Linked DNA regions of Mus musculus: region 2 is linked to region 1. The links are chromatin contacts, found by POLR2A ChIA-PET in ENCODE. All regions are on one chromosome and are shown on one strand. Each heading gives the region's core, a stretch centred on a gene start or an enhancer-like site at or near the end of the contact. The rest is flanking DNA. Distances are from core to core; before and after follow the strand shown. Region 1 holds the start of Sh3d19 (SH3 domain protein D19). Region 2 holds the start of Rps3a1 (ribosomal protein S3A1).

Region 1 (4,359 bases), core at 569-3,068:
TTCTGGGTGCAGACGCTACCAAATCTCGGCAAACTATTATCACAGAGCCTAGACTAGGCCTTGTCTTCAGACATTATGGAACTAGTAAAAAGTTACAAAAGTAACATTTGTGCTGGCCTTGGGGGGAAAAACACACTGAAGAACCGTTGAACCTGTATCTGGGTCATATTTAGTTTAAATTCCGACACTGCTCTCCATGGTGCAGTCCTCTGTAAGAGGGAGACTTTCTTCTAAAAGGTACCAAGAATCCAAGGTACTTATGCACTTTTAAAATCTGTAAGCAACCAAGGCACAACTTTGCAAACTTTTTCATGGTACTGAATTATTTACGCAGCAGTTAAGTGTTGTTTCAGTTAGGCTTACATTGAACAAAACTACCGATTATTATCACTTGGTGTTCATGGTAACAGTCAAGTGTCTTACTCTAAAAAAGGCCCCGTGGCAGGCAGGCAGGCAGGCATAAAGTTAATTTTAAGCTTCCGGAATGTCTTACTCGGAATACGCTTACCGACTTTTTTTTTTTTTTTTTTTTTTTGCTTTTATCCCATTTTCTGCCCTCCAATTCCACAGACCCAACTTTCTCCTGGTGGTCACACAGAGGAGCCTCTCCATGTTCCCTTTCTAAGAAGGCTCCAGTCTGGTGCCTGGATTTCCCATGACTCTTCCCAATCCCTTCACCTCTTTATGCATCTTCTAGGTTAATTCTTCCATCCAGTTTCAGATAACTGTGGTTAACCAGCTGGCCTAATAATTTCCTCTCCATTACGGTTACATTGAAAACCCACCCCAGGTAAAGGGAAGGAGGGTGGATCTACATTTAATTTTATACTTATGCACCAAGCTATTTGATTCGTGCTTCGTTGGTGTGTCCCAAAACAAGATCTTAAAGGTAACTAACTATAGGCCCCCAAATGACCTCCATCCAAAAGAATTCCCTTCTCCAATACTACATTGGGCACTCCCGGTTTACAACGGGGAGGGCAGTTGCAACAAATTAACTCTCCAGCAGAAAATCAGCGCTGTGGGGGAGGGAAGGAAGGGACTAGAGGTCCGAAGTTCACCGGCTGCTGAAACAAGACTTGATTCAGCATGGGCACGTGGTCTGACCAGGTTGGGGTGGCCCAGGCGAAACCGTAGGGATGGGTCGTGGTCCAGAGAGAGATAGACGTAGGGCATGGCCTCTGACTCACCTACAGATAAGTAATCACCCAGCCACAAGTACCAGCCGCCTTGGATTTAGTTTCCACGGAAATTTTGGAGTTTCGGCTCCAGGGCCACTAACAGGTAAAAGAGACCAATCTGAATTCTCTCAAAAAGGAGAAAAGGAGGCTAAGGATAGAAAGGCCACTGTCCCGCCCTCTCGCCATCAGGAGTTAAAGGTGTCAGTCCCCTCCAGGCAGCATCGAGAGCAGCTGCCGAGCTGGGCAGGGCATGAGTGGGCGCGGAGAACCCGGTCCTAGATGCTCCCAACCCCCCGTGCGCCCCTGGTCCCCGCGTCCCCCGCGTCTCACCTGCAGCCGAGTGGCCCGGGAGCGCGCGGCTCCGGGCGCGGCGCGGGCCCCCAAGCTCGCGGCGCTCTCGCAGCTCTTCCTCCTCGTCCTCCCGCCGCCGGCCCTCAGCCATGGGCGAGGCGCCGCCGCGCAGCCCAGGGACGGCGGGCGAGCTGCGGGCAGCGGATGGCCCTCGCCAGCGCGCTCGGCGGGGAAGGAGGGCTCCACCTGCAGCGCGGAGCTGGGGCGCGGGCTGGGCCGAGCTCCCCGCCTTCTGGGCACGCACCGGCGGCCTGCAGCTCCTCGGCAGCTCGCTTCCCGTCCGGTTCCCTTCCCCGCCCCACAGAGGTCCAGCCTGGGATCGGGCGGGCTCCCGACCGGCCTCGCCTCCTCGGGGAGGGGTTTCGGGCTGCTGAGGCCGCCCTCCAGCCGCACAAGCTGGAAACACCCCCACAACCCAAACAGACGTGCACAAAATAAATAAAGGGGTTGGGGAGTTGAGAGAGAGAGACAAGGAGGCTTGGCCTCTTCCTGCCCTTTCACAATATTCCAGAGTCAACAGGAAACCCATTCGCTTGACACTTAAACAAAAGGGGGAGGAACCGGTTCCTAGGCGAGTCTTGGAGAGATGCACAAACTGGGAGAGGCTGAACTTCACTTGGGGCACACCACCTAGAGTTGAGTCTAGACTCTAAGAGATCTCTGTCTCTCTGTCTCTGTCTCTCCTCTGTCTCTCTGTCTCTGTCTCTCTCTCTCTCTCACACACACACACACACACACACGTCTTAATTTGGCCTGAAACTCCTGATCATTCTGCCTCTTAAGTGGTGGAATTACAGTAGTATGCTACCATATCCGCCCCCCCCCCTTATATCACCCCTTAAAAAGTACCTCATTAGGGAATAGGTTTTTTGGTATTACTGTTTTCCTTTTTTGGTAGTCAAAGTACTCTGTGATACATGTCATAAATTAGTTCAAAGGCACAGAGTGTGCAACAGCAAGGATGAGCCCCATGTACGCTATGAACTTTGTGGGCGATAAAGATGCGCCTGGAGCAGGATTAAGTTTATTAGTTGTAACAAATGTGCCCCGATATGGAGGATGGTGGTGAGGAGGGAAGCTATGCATAAGGGGGTCAGGGAGAGCATTTGTACTTTCATTTCAGCTTTACCGAGAACACAATACTGGTCTAAACAGTACAGTCTAATTTCTTTTAAATACTAGGTAGGACTTGAGGTTGGGGGAGGGGGGTAGAACAGTTCCCCAGTTTGGGTGAAGCTTATCTCTGGCACTGTAAAAAATAAATACATAAACAAATGAATAAAGCCTCCCAGTATTCAGTTAATTGAGGGTTAGGAGAAGGCCACCATCCCTAGAAGTTCAGGGAGAAATGTGTTAAAGGAGTTCCATACCCAATGATTTGTAGAGAGGTGATTTGGCCAAGTGGTAGGAGAGCTGGCTCTGAAGTCAGAGGCTGTAATTTGAGGCACTTAACTGCGGGACCTACCCCCTGCACACTGCTCCAAAGCTGGAAAGAGCAATGTAACAAAAGTCATTGTACATACCTATCACACACAGCTAAAGTTCTGTAGGTGCACATACATAATTTCACACCGAGGGACAGATTCTGGAATGTCACAAAAAGATACTGAAACAGCAGGCAAGAATGCTCCCTTAGGAAAGGGCTGTGTGGGATGAACAGGCCTTTATCTGCAGCCTCTGGCTCTTGTTCTGAGAGCTTGTGAGAGCCCCCAGTGTTCGCAGTGCTGGAAGAAGAAAGGAAGAGAGAGGTCACTGAGGCAGAGGCGTTGCCACTGTTGCTTTACCTCCTCAGTGGTAACTGTTGCTGCCTGAGAAAAACTATTTCTGTTTTTAGGCAGATAAGAACAAAATTCAATTTTAAGAAATTGAGGTCAGATCCACAAGTTAAAACACCACTTCCGCATAAGCAGTTAAATAAGTGAACTCTTGGATCGCTCAGAATTAAAACGGGGAGAAAGAATTCTGACCTCAAAGGGTTGTCCTAAGTGTTGGGGATCACTTTACGTGGAAGTGTGTCTATCGCTGGCCTTCAGGAATGAGGAATAATTTGGAGGTCCCTCTCTGACAGCAGCATGCCTATTGGGGCCAACCTGCAGTTACCCACACCCTTAGTTTGGACTCCCTGAAAAACGTGCTGGATCGCCCACGCAATCAGAGTTGGGAGATCCACATCCCTTGGGGCTGGTTGCACGCTTACACTCGCATTAGGCTAACATGATTTCTAAATACTATGTGCCAAGAAACACCCCACAGGTTCCCTTGAGGAGACCAAAGAACCAAGGACTCAGACAGTTACTGTCAGAGACGACTATTGTAGTGCTTGTCATATGTGTTTTTGCTATTTTAAATGAACATGATACATTCTTTGTCCTCCAATAAAAGAGGCAGATGGTTGTGGAAGGCCCTCCTCAAAGGTTGTGATTATTGCTGCATTTTGATCAGAGCAGCAGGATCACCCACAAGCAACCCTCAGATTGGGCGTTGTATTAGTCTGGGTTCTCTAGAGTCACAGAACTTATGGAATGTCTCTCTATATTGAGGGAATTTATTATGATGACTTACAGTCTGTAGTTGAACTAACACAACAATGGGCAGTGGTGAATGGGAAGTCCAAGGATCTAGTCGTTGCTCAGTCCCACAAGGCTAGTAGATTCCAACAGATGTGCTGGCAAATAAATGCAAGTAGGCAAAGAAGAGTGAATCTTCCTTCTACTGTCCTTATGTAGGCCTTCAGCAGAAGGTGTGGCCCAGATGAAAGGTGTGTACCACTACACCTGGATTTGGGACCTGCTTTGTCCTGGGATGACTTTGAACTCAGAGATCTCCT
Region 2 (4,562 bases), core at 884-3,383, 170 kb before region 1:
ATAATAGCAACAGTTGTAACCAAATACTCCTAGCTACTACTTGGGGTGTTTATATTATAACACACACACACACACACACACACACACACACACACACACACACATTTACACATTTCTTTATGGTCAAGGACGATGAACCAAGTTACCTTGGTCACACCAATATACACTGTCACAGAGCAACATTTCCAGTCCTAGGTCTTCAGAGAAAGGCCTCACTGTGTAGCCCAGGCTACCCTCAGAGACTCTTGTCTTGGCCTTCTGAATGCTAGGATTACAGGGGTGTGCCATCACCCCTGGCTCCACAAGTTCCTTTCAACTAAACAGGTTTTGCTGTTCTTGTTTTAGCCTCAGACAGCTGGGTACATGTTATCTTTATAATAGGCATTTCTGTCATTTCCCAAATATAGGGTAACATGACGGTAGCCCTCCTCTCAAATCAGAGTCAATTTTGTTAAAGAAAGTTTTCAATTTGTTTCTGAACCCTAATCAATCTTTATATCTGAAGGGGAAAAAAAGCATTTAAAAACTTCTTGGGAGCCTGGTGAAGAGGGAGTTGGTTCTGATTTGGTCACCATTTTTTTTGTTTTTGGCCTTGGCTAGAGAGGATGTTAGAGTTCTGCCCTTGAGGTAGCTGGTGACATGTCACCAGGCTGTGATCTTCTGAACTAGATGTGGCAGAGCATGTCAGCAATGCCGGCACCCAGGAGGCGGAGGCTTGAGGAAGGTGAATTTGAGGTCAGCCCGAACAACACAGGAGGAATCTTGTTTTGAAAAATACTAACATAAGAATGGGGAAGCCATTTTTTATGGTGGGGGTTTGGGGATGTGGAGGGGTGGAGATAGAGGTAGAGAAATGGCTTAGTGGTTAAGAGTAGTAGTGACTGCTCTTCTAGAGGACCCAGGTTCAATTCCCAGGACCCACATGATAGCTCACAACTGTCTGTAACTCCAGTTCCAGGGGATCTGGGACTTTCACACAGACAAACATGCAGGCAAACCATATAAAATAAAAATAAAGACATCACTTTTAAAAGTGGGGAAGGGGTGGTTTGCATTAAGAAAATTGGTGGGCAGTTAGGTACAACAATTGATCACGACTGTGCCTTTTTGGGGTGCTAGAGATGGAATCCGTTGTCTCAGGCATGCTGAGGCTTTTCCAGGACACCACTCTAGTCCCCACTCCACTAAAAACCCAAACACTCCTCCTATCCCAGAAAAAACAAAACCAACCAACCAAAAACCCAGGGCTGTCGAGATGGCTCAGCTGGTAAAGGCACCTGCAGAGACCTCTCAGGCAGTGAGGAGGCAGGGCACATTGTATGGCAGCGCTGCGGGCCAGTGTGCGCAGGATGGCAGCCTCTCCCTGAGCCTTATACCCACATAGTGGAAGAAGAGAACCAACTCTTGAGAATAGGTCTCTGACCTCCACACAGAGACCTGTGAGGCACAGGACCACACACATAGTCATACAAAAAAAAAATGTGATTACAAATGTGTAAGAGTTACATATGTATATATGTGTGTGTGTGTATATATATATTCTCTCCTCTCCCCTTCCCAGTCTGTCTTGCTAGGTAGTTCAGGCTAGTACTCACCATATACTCCAGGCTCTCCTCCAACTTGCTGTCCTCCTGCCTCCAGAGCTCTGGGATTGCACACACGGCTAAGCCTCTTTTTTCATGAAAGTTCACAACACAGCCAAGCCCAAGAGTAGTCAGCACGTGAACAGCGTGCCCGAAGTCATGCTTATTGAATTACACTAATGTTTTGAAATAGATCACATGAATATTCCCGTTTTACACCCGAGGGAACTGATGGCTAAAGAGGTCAGAAGGCTAAGTACTGTTGGAATCACCATTTGAACATGGATTTGCTATCTCTGATTCAAAGCCCATGGTCTAGGGAAGAAACGTACTCTCAAAATTAGAAACAGAGAGTTCCCACCCTCGGGGCAACGGAAACCACAAGAAACCTGAAGTGGGTTGAGCATCTCTGACAATCTGCAGGCTCCCATGCACAGCCTAGCCAGCCCGCGGCCCGCTGCGCGACCTCCCGACACACGAGGGCGCTGTCGCAGCACGGCGGGAAACGAGCCGCCAGCTAGTGTCGCGAGATTCTTAAAGCCGGAAGGGCGAAAGAGCAAGGGTCACGTAGACGGCGCTCCCCGCCCGGCTCGCGTTAAGTTCTCGCGCGAGTTGTACTTCCGCCCTTTTGGCTCTCCGGTCGGCACCATGGCGGTCGGCAAGAACAAGCGCCTGACGAAAGGTGGCAAGAAGGGAGCTAAGAAGAAAGTGTGAGTGGCGGATCGCGCGGGTCCCCGGCCGTTGGGCTCCGCAGGAGTTGGTGGGCGGGTTCTGGGGTGCGGCGTGGGGCGGATGGTGAGGATGCGGGGTGGATTGCGCGGCGGTGCTGCGCTGCGCGGCTGGCGGGTGCGTCCCGGGCGGCCGCCTCTCCGCCACCCGGCCGGGTGTCGCGCGCCGCGTGTGATCTCCGCCCTGCGTCTCTAGCAGTCGCTCGCGTGTCGCGCGCGAACTGTGGGCTCCTGGGTTGCTGGAAGTCCGTGGCACTTTTTAACACCGCTCTACGTCAGTCACTCTGGCTGTCCATGTCGGGACCCCATGTCAACTTGTGTGCTGGGCTCTCGTGGGACCGACCTGGAGACCCGGGACACTTGTTTAGCAGCAGTTTGTGCTGTTGCGGACCAGTCACTGTCACAGGTCCCTGAGGTTCCAGGGCAGTGTGTATATAGTACTGCCTGTGTGATGGAGGAGTGGGGAAGGCATGGCTTCGAACTTACTGCTTTGTGCACTGGCAGACCAGCCGGCCTCGCAGACGTTCACCCCACGGGGAGGACGTCCGTCGTGTTAAGTGCAGGCCGATTGCAAGATCGTGCCTGGGAAACTGTTAACAGAAGTCTGAAGGATAAGAAGCGTTTAAAAGTGGTCGGGAGTGTTGTTACAATTTACAGAGAAACTTGAGGTTATTTTTCTCCCATCCAGGGTCGATCCATTTTCTAAGAAAGACTGGTACGATGTGAAAGCTCCAGCCATGTTCAATATTAGGAACATCGGGAAGACACTAGTCACGAGGACTCAAGGAACCAGTGAGTACTGTGGGCCCCTTTTGCTTTGTTCCTAAGCTGTGGCATGTGCATATTAACCGGCGCCTTGGTCAACTCTGATGGGGCGCTGGATTGAAATGTCAGCCCAGTGGTTGGAGGGCCTGGCATTGGGAGTGCTTGGTCTTAGTACAGATGTGGCAGCAATGAAGTGTTTGTACAGCTGTCCAAGAGAACGTTTAGGTGTTGGCAGTAAGCCACTGGTGTGAAGGTGGGTTTGGTTAACAAGTTAACAGGGTTTGTGGTTCTTTTTTAGAAATTGCCTCTGATGGCCTCAAGGGTCGTGTGTTTGAAGTGAGCCTTGCTGATCTACAGAATGATGAAGTTGCGTTTAGAAAATTCAAGCTAATCACTGAGGACGTTCAGGGCAAAAACTGTCTGACTAACTTCCATGGTATGGATCTTACCCGGGACAAAATGTGCTCCATGGTCAAGAAGTGGCAGGTGAGACCAAAAGCTGCGAGTGTGAGTGCTGTGGTGTGGGTGTGCAGATGTGTCATGGGTGTGTTGGTTGGTAGGTAGTATCAAAACATGGAATGGAGAAGTTGGTTTCATTTCATTTGAGTATCACTGTTAATTCTTGAGTGCTGGAGGTAGAATCCAGGGCTTTCCACATGCTGGGACATCAGTCCTAACATTGAGCTGCATCCTTTAACTTGGTATTGCTTGTTACGGCCACATTAGGTGAGTTGGGCAGCTTTGCCAGTTTGGGGACTGTTCTAGGGTTAACATCGTTAGAGTTGATAGAGAAAAGGTGCTCTATCTAGCTGACTCAGTTGTCTGACAGTGGAGTGTGGCTAGAGTCAGATTCGGTCCCCTTCTGTCCTTGAAAGTAGTAACAAGCTTTGATAGCTTAATTTCTTCAACATCAGCCCCTGGGGTTGTGAAGATGAAATGACATGTAGGGAAATGGGCTTAGCATGGTGACCAGCAAAGAAGGCTGATTCAAGGGAAAGCTGTTCAGATGTATCCTGATATTGACATTGTATATGGGAATGAGTGATGACAAGATGTTTCGGTCCCAAATGAAGCCTACTGATTACCGTAACATTTATTGCTGACATTCCCTTATACTTTATGTAATTTTGGAAATAATAGGCTATTTAGTACATACTGATGTATATACTCCTTTGCAGTGAAGTGGATGCCAGGATTTTGTTTCCGGGCAGTTCTGCTGGTCTCAAATTCTTGAGTGATAGGATTGAAGGCATGTACCACCGCTCACGGCAAATATTGGGTATATTTGAGAACTTAATATTTGTAAAATTCAAAGAAATCAGATCGCTTTGCCACAAAAATGGTCCTCTAAAAGATGGTAGTATGGTCTAATTACAGATTTTGTTTAGCTTTGGATCTTAGCTTTGGAATTATGTTTTTAAGTTCTTTGTGTAACTTAGGAATAAAAAGGCATTTAGAAAATACAGTTTTACAGCAGAACTTCTCC

The links. ChIA-PET counts read pairs that join two places held with the same protein, here RNA polymerase II (POLR2A).
Region 2: POLR2A ChIA-PET joins it to region 1 with 18 read pairs in Patski. The contact joins the promoter of Rps3a1 here to the promoter of Sh3d19 in region 1. POLR2A ChIA-PET finds 5 or more read pairs at or near these places in 3 of 5 experiments (Patski and embryonic stem cell).

Annotation. Positions count from the first base shown.
Region 1 is chr3:85,968,577-85,972,935 of GRCm38, reverse strand. Sh3d19 (SH3 domain protein D19) reads right to left here and starts at 1,818. Exons shown (of 22, transcript NM_001082414.3): 1 at 1,512-1,818.
Region 2 is chr3:86,140,239-86,144,800 of GRCm38, reverse strand. Rps3a1 (ribosomal protein S3A1) reads left to right here and starts at 2,133. Exons shown (of 6, transcript NM_016959.4): 1 at 2,133-2,293; 2 at 3,000-3,103; 3 at 3,375-3,562. The coding sequence starts at 2,232. It overlaps Snord73b (U73B small nuclear RNA), which reads left to right and starts at 4,114; the gene lies at 4,114-4,184.